2 separate regions of the Homo sapiens genome follow, and region 1 is linked to region 2. A link is an interaction called in ENCODE POLR2A ChIA-PET data of the cell type or tissue named here. Cell type or tissue: OCI-LY7. All regions are shown on one strand. Each heading gives the region's core, and the rest is flanking DNA. Links, peaks and the distances in the headings are about the cores only.

Region 1 (5,211 bases), core at 1-5,000, 1.5 Mb after region 2:
AAGTGGAAAGAGGCTGCATAGCACTCAGGTTCTCCCTGAAGTTGAGAGTCTTCCTGGGATTTTTGCAGGGTAATTAAGAGCAGATTGTGGCTGCGCGCAGTGACTCGCGCCTGTAATCTCAGCACTTTGGGAGTCCAAGGCAGGCGGATCACCTGAGGTCGGGAGTTCAAGACCAGCCTGGCCAACATGGCGAAACCTCTTCTCTACTAAAAATATAAAAAATTTGCCGGGCGTGGTGGCATGCACCTGTAGTCCCAGCTACTCAGGAGGCTGAGGCAGGAGAATTGCTTGAACCTGGGAGGTGGAGGTTGTAGTGAGCCGAGATTGCCCCACTGCACTTCAGCCTGGGTGGCAGAGGGAGACTCCATCTCAAAAAAAAAAAAAAAAGAGCAGATTGCTTGCTACTTCTTGGAGCAAAGCAGTAGCTCCAGTGACCCAGAAGGTAGTAAGAATAATCATGTTCATGCATTGAGAAGTCTTCCTGGCCAAAGACTCTGCTGAATTCTTTGTTTTTTACTCTATGTAATTCTCACAATTCTACGAGTATTATATAATACACACCTATCATTGTCTCAGTTTAACAGAACAGAAAACTGAGGCTTAGAGAAATTAAATAATTTAAGGGCCAGGCATGGTGGCTCACACCTGTAATGCCAGCACTTTGGGAGGTCATGGTGAGTGGATCACTTGAGGTCAGGAGTTTGAGACCAGCCAGGCCAACATGGCGAAACCCCATCTCTACTAAAAATACAAAATTAGTCGGGTGTGGTGGCGGGCGCCTGTGGTCCCAGCTATTTGGGAGACTGAGGCAAGAGAATTGCTTGAACCCAGGAGGTGGAGGTTGCACTGAGCTGATATCACGCCACTGCACTCCAGCCTGGGCAGCTGTGAGACTGTCTCAAAAAAAAAAAAAAATTAAATAATTTACCCAAGATCAACCAGTTAGTAGGTGGCTGAATTGGGATTTGAGCCAGATTCTCTTAATTTCCTTCAGAAACTTCCAGTGAGTCCCTTTTGCTTCTGCCTATGGCTCTCTCAGCTTCTTTGTCTTCTCAGGAGAGGGAATCTGACTGGGGCAGTTATTCTCAAGAAGAGAGCAGCCTTTTGAGACCATGTATATTCATTAAGCCTATTGTAGGCCACAGGGCGTTAATGACATGTGGCCCTTATGGCCCTTGAGTACTTATGATTAGTTTCTAGGTTGCCTTGGGCTGGAGTGCAGATTCTTGATCTAATCAGCCATGGCCTGGCTCAGATGACACAAAGCTTGTTAACTCTTGGCCAGAAATGCCTGTAGCTTGTTTTTTTAGAAAAGGTCTATGAGCATGGGAGTCTGAGCCTTCTATACGTAGTATATTGTTTCAGGAATATATTCATAGTTTTTTACATATATATATGTGTATATATATGTGTATATGTATATATATGTATATATATGTGTATATGTATATATGTACGTGTGTGTGTGTGTGTGTATACATATATATATATATATATATATTTTTTTTTTTTTTTTTTTTTTTTTTTTGAGATGGAGTTTTGCTCTTGTGGCCCAGGCTGGAATGCAATGGTGCGATCTCAGCTCACCACAACCTCCACCTCCTGGGTTCAAGCGATTCTCCTGCCTCAGCCTCCCAAGTAGCTGGGATTACTGGCATGTGCCACCACACCTGGCTAATTTTTGTATTTTTAGTAGAGATGGGATTTCTCCACGTTGGTTAGGCTGGTCTCAAACTCCCGACCTCAGGTGATCCACCCGCCTTGGCCTCCCAAACTGCTGGGATTACAGGCATGAGCCACTGCACCCAGATTTTTTTTTTTTTTTTTTGAAACAGAGTCATGCTCTGTTGCCCAGGCTGGAGTGCACTGGCACCATCTTGGCTCACTGCAACCTCTGCCTCCCGGATTCAAGTGATTCTCCTGCCTCAGCCTACTGAGTAACTGGGACTACAGGCACGTGCCACCACGCCCAGCTAATTTTTGCATTTTTTAGTAGAGACAGGGTTTCTCCATTTTGGCCAGGCTGTTCTCAAACTCCTGACCTCAAGTGATCCACCCGCCTCGGCCTCCCAGAGTGCTGGGATTATAGGCGTGAGCCACCACACCTGGCTCGGGAATGCATTTATAATTATAAATTGAGCCACACGTGATAATTAAAAGGATTATACTCTGACTCCCTTAGCAAGGTAGGAGGTCAATCACTGTCAAAAGTTTGGCTTTCATCTTTGCAGGCCTAGAAACTTGTCTGTCAGAATACCCATTATTAGGCCGGGTGCAGTGGCTCATGCCTATAATGCCATCACTTTGGGAGGCTGAGGTGGGAGGATCACTTGAGGTCCGGCATTCAAGACCAGCCTGGCCAACATGGTGAAACCCATCTCTACTGAAAATACAAAAATTAGCCAGGCATGGTGGCGGATGCCTGTAATCCCAGCTACTCAGGAGGCTGAGGCTGGAGAATTGCTTGAGCCTAGGAGGCGGAGGTTGCAGTGAGCCGAGATTGCGCCACTGCACTCCAGCCTGGGCGACAGAGTGAGACTCCATCTCAGAAAAAAAAAAAAAAAAGAATACCCATTATTGATCACAGAGGCCAGAGGGGAAAAGGACTCAAGCTAAACTCATAGAAATGGCAATTTAACCATTTTTGATGGCACTTGACATTTCTTAGTGAGCCCTTTCATGGATATTTCCTTCTTGTTGTCAGCAGGCTAGAAAGCCACATTGGCTTACTTGGTGAGATCGGAGTCGTTAAAGGGAGGTAGATGACCTGGCTTATGGGATGGTGTCCCCAGCCATGGTGAAGCTGCTCCATCATAGATCCCCCTCTGGCTGTCTGTTAATGTTAACCAGATTCAGGACATCTCACCTAGACAGTTGGACAGACTTTGCCTCAACTCTGTCTGTAAAAGGAGGCACTGACACATTTTGGGCCACATGCTTTGCATTACGGAGCTTGTCAGTTACTTGATAGGATTGATTTATCATAGGATATTGGGCTGTCAGGTTTGAAGAGGGAGAAGGTATGGCACGTAGGGTGCTGCAGGGAAAGTAGACTCAGGGGCCAGTTCCTGGGCAATTGGGGCACAACAGGAAGTCGTGAGGTGGCAAGGGAGCCAGAGGCATAGGGAGAGAGGGAGAATGAATGGCAAGGCTTCATGTGGCCTGTGTGTGGCCAGTGCTTCATTTATTAATTAATCATGACATTCCTGTGGTTGGGGCTGTGATGAATGTTGTACAGAGAAGGTTCCTACATACTATCTAAAATCACTTACTTCCCAGACTGAATTTATACGTTTAGTGTGCTTCTAAAATATGTTCGTAAAGTTTTTAAACATTGATTTTTTGATCTTGAGGAAACAATGCTAAAGTTCTTCTACTAGGATGAATGTCTGAAAACAGCCAAGAAAATGTTCTCAGGCCGGGCACGGTGGCTCATGCCTGTAATCCCAGTACTTTGGGAGGTCAAGGCAGGTGGATCACGAGGTCAGGAGTTCAAGACCAACCTGGCCAGGATGGTGAAACCCTGTCTCTACTAAAAATACAAAAAAATTAGCCAGGCATGGTGGTGGGTGCCTGTAATCTCAGCTATTTGGGAGGCTGAGGCAGAGAATTGCTTGAACCCAAGAGGCGGAGGTTGCAGTGAGCCAAGATTGCACCACTGTACTCCAGCCTGGGTGACAGAGCGAGACTGTGTCTCAAAAAAAAAACAAAAAATGTTCTCAAAGAAGGCAAGAGACTTATCCTAGTAAACACTAAAACCTATTGCAGATTCATTTGCAAACATCAGAATAGCAAGACCAATAAAACAAAGTCTAGAATCAAGCCCATGCTCATAGAGGAATATAGGATACAATAAAAGTGGGTCTTAAGCAAGGTTAGATAGCTGACTGCATAGAAAAATAATATAGATCCATACTTCACTTTATATTAAAACTTTTAGTAGATTAAAGGTTAAATATAAAAATGAAACTATAAAAGTAATTGAGGCTGGGCACAGTGGTTCATGCCTGTAATACCAGCACTTTGGGAAGCCAAGGTGATGGGGGGATTGCTTGAGCCCAGGAGTTTGAGAGTAGTCTGGGCAACATGATGCACCTCTCTCTCTACAAAAGGTACAAAAATTAGCTGGGTTTTGGGGCATGCACTTGCAGCCCCAGCTACTTGGGAGGCTGAGGTGGAAGGATTGCTTGGGCCCTGGAGGTCAAGGCTGCAGTAAACAGTGATGGCGCCACTGCACTCCAGCATGGGCACAGAGCGAGACCAGGTCTCAAAAAAAAAAAAAAAAAAAAAGTGATTGAAGAAAATAAATGTAAAACTTCAGTCAACACAACCTAACAAACTTGAAACGGCAAGGAAAATCTGGGGAAAATATTTGCAATATGTGATAAAGAGCTGTTATGAACCAATAAGAAAAGTATAAACACTCCAGTAGAAAAGAGGCATTTTACAAATATGGAAAAAATTGTTACAACTTAAGTATAATTGACCCTTGAACAGCGTGGGGCATGGACACTCCATTCCACACACCCCTACCCCCCACACACAGTTGAAAATACACATATAACTTTTGACTCCCTCAATACTTAACTAAGGTCACTGTTCACCGGAAGCCTTACTGATAACATAAACAGTTGATTAACACAAATTTTGAGTCAGGCACAGTGGCTCACACCTGTAATACCAGCACTTTGGGAGGCCAAAGTTGGGAGGATAACTTGAGCTCAGGAGTTCGAGACCAGCCTAAGCAACATAGTGAGACCTTATCTCTACTAAAAATAAAAAAATAAAATAAAAATTAGCTGGGAATGGTGGCACGTCCCAGCTATTAATACTTGGAGGGCTGAGGCAGGAGCATCAGTTGAGCCTGGGAGATTGAGGCTGCAGAGAATTATGATCACACCACTGCATTCCAGCCTGGGTGACAGAGCAAGAACTTGTCCCAAAAAAATAAAATACAATAAAATATATTTCTTTTTCTTTTTTTTTTTGAGATGGACTGGCACTCTGTCACCCAGGCTGGAGTGCAGTGGTTCTATCTCAGCTCACTACAATCTCCGCCTCCTGGGTTCAAGTGATTCTCCTGCCTCAATCCCCTGAGTAGCTGGGATTACAGGTGCCTGACACCACACCTAGCTAAATTTTTTGTATTTTTCTTTTTTTGAGATGGAGTCTGGCTCTGTCACCCAGGCTGGAGTGCAGTGGCGCGATCTC
Region 2 (5,490 bases), core at 279-5,278:
CAGGCTGGAGTGCAGTGGCGCAATCGCAGCTCGCTGCAAACTCCGCCTCCTGAGTTCAAGCGATTCTCCTGCTTCAGCCTCCTGAGTAGTCGTGATTACAGGCATGTGCCACCTCGCCCAGCTAATTTTCGTATTTTTAGTAGAGACGGGGTTGTTTCACCATGTTGGTTGGGCTGGTCTCAAATTCCTGACCTCATGATCTGCCCGCCTTGGCCTCCCGAAGTGCTGGGATTACAGACGTGAGCCACTGCGCCCAGCCTTTTTTTTTTTTTTTTTTTAGACAGAATCTTGCTGTGTTGTCCAGGCTGGAGTACAGTCATACAGTAGTGTGATCTTGGCTCACTGCAACCTCCGCCTCCAGGGTTCAAGCGACTCTCCTGCCTCAGCCTCCTGAGTAGCTGGTACTACAGGCACATGCCACCAAACCTGGCTAATTTTTGTACTTTTAGTGGAGATGACGTTTCACCACATTGGCCAGGCTTGTCTCAAACTCCTGACCTCAAGTGATCTGCCCACTTTGCCCTTCCAAAGTGCTGGGATTACAGGCATGAGCCACTGTGCCTGGCCTGATTTTTTTTTTTGTAAAGACAGTCTCGCTCTGTTGCCCAGGCTGGAGTGCAGTGGCACAATCTTGGTTCACTGCAACCTCTGCCTCCTGGGTTCAAGCAATTCTCTTGCCTCAGCCTCCTGAGTAGCTGGGATTACAGATGCCCTCCACCATGCCCGGCTAATTTTTGTATTTTTAGTAGAGATGGGATTTCACCATGTTGGTCAGGCTGGTCTCGAACTCCTGACCTCAGGTGATCCACCTGCCTCAGCCTCCCAAAGTGCTAGGATTACAGGCATGAGCCACGGCGCCCGGCCAACGTTTTTTTTTTTTTTTTTTTTTTTTTTAAATGAGACTACTTACATGGTGTTGTGTATTTCCATGAGGAACACCATAATGCCTGCTTGTCTGTCATTTTGTGATGTTTGCAGCCATCGTGTCTCAAAAAAGAATTGGTTCCTGGCCAGATGCGGTGGCCCACACCTGTACCAGCACTTTGGGAGGCCAAGCTGGGTTGGTCATCTTGAGGTCAGGAGTTTGAGACCAGCCTGGCCAACATTGTGAAACCCCTGACCTCAAGTGATTTGCCTGCTTCAGCCTCCCAAAGTGCTAGGATTACAGGCATGAGCCACCGTGCCTGGCCTTAATTTTTGGTAGAGACAGCATAGGATCTCCCTATGCTGCTCAGGCTGGTCTTAAACTCCTGGGCCTCCCAAAGTCCTGGGATTACAGGTGTAAGCCACCATGCCTGGCCTTTACCAAAGAAATCTTTGCCTAGTCAAAGGTTATAAAGATTTTCTCCTATGTTTTCTAATAGAAATTTTATAGTTTTAGGTTTTACATCTAGGTCTCTGATCCATTTTTAGTTATTTTTTGTTTGGTATGAGATATTGAAGGTTTTTTTCTTGTACTTGGATATTTAATTGTTCTAGTACATGGAACTCTGTTTTTGTTGAAAAGTCTATTCTTTCTCCACTAAACTGCTCTGTTCATGTTTGTTGAAAATCAGTTCATGTGTACACAAAATGATGACCTTTTTTCTTTTTTCACTCAATGCAAGTAATGATAAGCATTGTCCACACAGGAAAAAGATAGTTAAAGGTGTTGCCGGGCACGATGGCTCACGCCTGTAATACCAGCACTTTGGGAGGCCGAGGTGAATGGGTCACCTAAGGTCAGAAGTTCAAGACCAACCTGGCCAACATGGTGAAACCCCGTCTCTACTAAAAGTACAAAAATTAGCTGGGCATGGTGGCAGGTGTCTGTTATCCCAGCTACTCAGGAGGCTGAAGCAGGAGAATCACTTGAACCCAGGAGGCGGAGGTTGCAGTGAGCTGAGATCACACTACTGCACTCCAGCCTGGGTGGCAAGAGTGAGACTCCATCTCAAAAAAAAAAAAGATGTTAAGGTGGGCTTGGTGCAGTGACTCATGCCTGTAATCCCAGCACTTTGCGAGGCCGAGACAGGTGGATCACTTGAAGTGAGGAGTTCGAGACCAGCCTGGCCAACATGGTGAAACCCCGTCTCTACTAAAAATACAAAAATTATCTGGGCGTGGTGGTGGGCACCTGTAATCCCAGCTACTCAGGAGGCTGAGGCAGGAGAATCACTTGAACCTGGGAGGAGGAGGTTGCAGTGAGCCGAGATCACTCCACTCCAGCCTGGACAACACAGCAAGACTCCATCTCAAAAATAAACAAAAATAAATAAATAAATAAAAATAAAGATGTTAAGTTGGCCCATAATGGGCAGAACCTAAAAAAGAAATTTGACTTCCTGTTCTAGTCGAAAGCGTCCCTCACTGTGGTCTTCCGGGCTGCACTGTCCTCCCTCACTCCCTCTGTCTCCTTGCTTAGGGATTGCCTTATTTCCCCATGCAAGTGCAGCCCTCATGTTTTATCTCTGTTGTCCAGGTCAGTTTGTGAACTGATTGCTAACCTCTTTCCAGATCATCTCTTTGGCTAAGGAGATCTTTGGCCCTACTTTGTTTTCCTGAACTAGAGCAAACCCACATTTTAGAATGGGCCTCTTCAAAGGCCAATCAGCAGATAAGCCAGGAAGGACCTTTGACTACAGGCTAATTGTAGGGTGACTTAGACCCAGGGCACCACAGATGGTCAGAACTGGAAAGATTCATGGAGGTCATTTCATCTGGCCGGGGCCCAGAAGGACTAGGAGATGTGCCTGCAGTCCCTCAAGGTCAGGTGGCAAATTGGTGGCTGGGATGAGATGAGACTGGAGGTAGATGCTAGTTTTCCTGGGCTGACCCGGATTGTAGTTTTTATATATTTCAAATTTGGCCATTTCATTTTAAGTTAAATATGTTTAGTAAATCTGAAAAGAGAAACCAGAAAGTAACGGTTCCCGTCAGCTTGGGGAAGTGAATCCTTCTGTGACTTCACCAACACTTACCCTAAAGAGGCCTATAAAAAGCTCCTTTGGACTTCCCCCGCCTCCTAAGAAGGAGTAAATATCTCCTTGGCCTTGACCAAATAGAGTTGGTATTTAGCAGCTGCTTGAGCTGATGCTTCTGAGGCAAATGAGTCTCTTAACATCTAACTGAGTTGGTCAGCTCTCTGTAAGAGGCCTGAAAGTCAGAAGGCAACTTGCTGTGTGTCTCTGGCAAGTAACTTTCCTTCTCTGGGCTGCAGTTCCTTCATCTGTTCAGATGGAGTTGGACTACAGGGTAGGTCAAGCCTTGCTGCCTCTGCACCTCCACAGTTCTAAAATATAATCTGCATTTTTTTTTTTTTTTGAGACGGAGCCTCGCTCTGTTGCCCAGGCTGGAGTGCAGTGGCGCAATCTCGGCTCACTGCAAGCTCTGCCTCCCGGGCTCAAGCCATTCTGCCTCAGCCTCCCGAGTAGCTGCGACTACGGGCACCTGCCACCACGCCCAGCTAATTTTTTGTATTTTTAGTAGAGACGGGGTTTCACCGTGTTAGCCATGATGGTCTCGATCTCTTGACCTCGTGATCCACCTGCCTCAGCCTCCCAAAGTGCTGGGATTACAGGCGTGAGCCACTGTGCCCGGCCTTTTTTTTTTTTTTTTTTTTTTTTAATGGAGATGGAGTCTCACTATGTTGTCCAGGCTGGTCTCGAGCTCCTGGCCTTAAGCAATCACCTCGCTTCAGCCTCCCAAAGTGCTGGGATCAAGGGTTTGAGCCACCATATGCCTGGACTTAAAAAAAACAACAACTCATCAAATATTGAGGGCCTGTTTTGGCCAGACACTGTTTTAGATGTTGGAGATTCAGCAGTGAATCAATCAGAATTCTTGCCCTCTTGGATCAGGCTTTCTTTCACTCAGCAATATGCAGCTAAGGTTTTTCCACAATTTCTCCTGGCCTGATAGTGTGTTTCTTTTTGGTGTGGAATAACATTTCATTGTGCGGTTCCAGCACACAGTTTGCTTATCCATTCACCTATTAAAGGATGTCTTAGCTGGGCACAGTGGCTCATGCCTGTAATCCCAGCACTTTGGGAGGCCGAGGTGGGCAGATCACGAGGTTAGGAGTTCGAGACCAGCCTGGCCAACATAGTGAAACCCCCGTCTCTACTAAAAATACAAAAAATTAGCTGGACGTGGTGGTAGGCGCCTGTAATCCCAGCTACTTAGGAGGCTAAGGCAGGAGAATTGATTGAACCTGGGAGGCGGAGGTTGCAGTGAGCTGAGATCATGCCATTGTACTCCAGCACAGGTGACAGTGCGAGACTCCGTCTCAAAAAACCCAAAAAAACAGGACATCTTAGTTGCTTCCAAGCTTTAGCATTTATGAATAAAGTTGCCATAAGCCTTCATGTGCAGGTTTTTGCATGGATATAAATCTCCATCATTTTATTTTATTTTATTTTATTTTTAAATGAGACGGGGTGTGCCCAGGCTGGTCTTGAACTCCTGACCTCAAGCAATCCACCCACCTTGGCCTTCCAAAGTGCTGAGATTACAGGCATGAGCCACTATGGCCGGCCTTCATTTTATTTTTTAAAACTTAATAGAGCTAAAGGGCTGAGGAAATAATGAGAAGCCAACCACTGATGGAGGATTCTGGAGGAAGTTCTGATAGGCTGCAAGCCCCAAAGATAGGGGCACCTTGGCAACAGTTCCTTTTTTTCTTTGTTCTTTCAGATTTACTCAGCAAATGACTCAAACACCAGTAAACTAAAATAAAAAAAAAAAAGAAAGAAAGAAAGAGAGGATTCACTGTCCAGTAACTTTCAATAGCTGATTTCTTACCCATTTTGACTTTCTTCTGTTGCTCTTCTCAGGGGAGTCAAACATCAAGAGGCTACAGGGCGCCGGGTGCGGTGGCTCACGTCTGTAATGCCGGCACTTCAGGAGGTCGAGGCGGGCGGATCATCTGACGTCAGGAGTTTGAGACCAGCCTGGCCAACGTGGTGAAACCCTGTCTCTACTAATAATAAAAAACTAGCTGGGTGAGGTGGCTCATGCCTGTAATCCCAGCACTTTGGGAGGCCGAGGCAGGCAGATCACTTGAGGTTAGGAGTTTGAAACCAGCCTTGCCAACATGGTGAAACCCCGTCTCTACTAAAACTATAAAAATTATCTGGGCGTGGTGGCACCTGCCTGTAATCCCAGCTACTCTGGAGGCTGAGGCAGGAGAATGGCTTGAATCCGGGAGGCGGAGGTTGCTGTGAGCTGAGATCGCGCCATTGCACTCCAGCCTAGGCAACAGGAGCGAAACTCCGTTGTTTCGCTACAGGAAATTCCAAAAAGAGGCTACAGGAAATGTCAATACCAGGCCAGAGAAGAAGGGTTCCCAAGTTTGCTGGAGGGTCTCAAGGCTTCCAGCTTTGTGGTTTTCGGCATTTGGTTCTCTTTGACCAGATCATCAACTGTTGTGGGTGACCACGCCTCCTCACTCATCACCTGTTTCTGAGCTTCTGTGAGAAAGAATTTTCTGGCTGGGCGCGGTGGCTCACT

The links. ChIA-PET counts read pairs that join two places held together with the same protein. Peaks named below come from ENCODE experiments on the same cell type or tissue, not always from the same donor. Only the 100,000 strongest peaks of a DNase experiment are listed, where the experiment ranks them.
Region 1: POLR2A ChIA-PET joins it to region 2 with 25 read pairs; 3 of 35 experiments call an interaction of 5 or more read pairs at or near these places.

The regions. Positions count from the first base shown.
Region 1 is chr17:76,754,313-76,759,523 of GRCh38, forward strand. The region is part of intron 8 of MFSD11 (major facilitator superfamily domain containing 11); the gene reads left to right. Among named protein-coding and RNA genes, the nearest start is that of MFSD11, 19 kb to the left of the region's middle. RefSeq lists enhancers at 1,285-1,786, 1,787-2,286. In OCI-LY7, for the core only: a CTCF peak has its summit at 4,176; no DNase peak of the experiment used is centred there.
Region 2 is chr17:75,292,897-75,298,386 of GRCh38, forward strand. It overlaps LOC124904059 (a long non-coding RNA gene), which reads left to right and starts at 2,623. Exons shown (of 2, transcript XR_007065908.1): 1 at 2,623-2,747; 2 at 4,815-4,983. RefSeq lists a silencer at 1,641-1,830 and enhancers at 2,881-2,940, 3,021-3,110, 3,131-3,180, 3,221-3,270, 4,683-4,942 and 1 more. In OCI-LY7, for the core only: no CTCF peak of the experiment used is centred there; DNase peaks (open chromatin) are centred at 2,645, 3,005, 3,781 and 4,735; H3K4me3 peaks cover 2,915 bases; H3K27ac peaks cover 4,987 bases.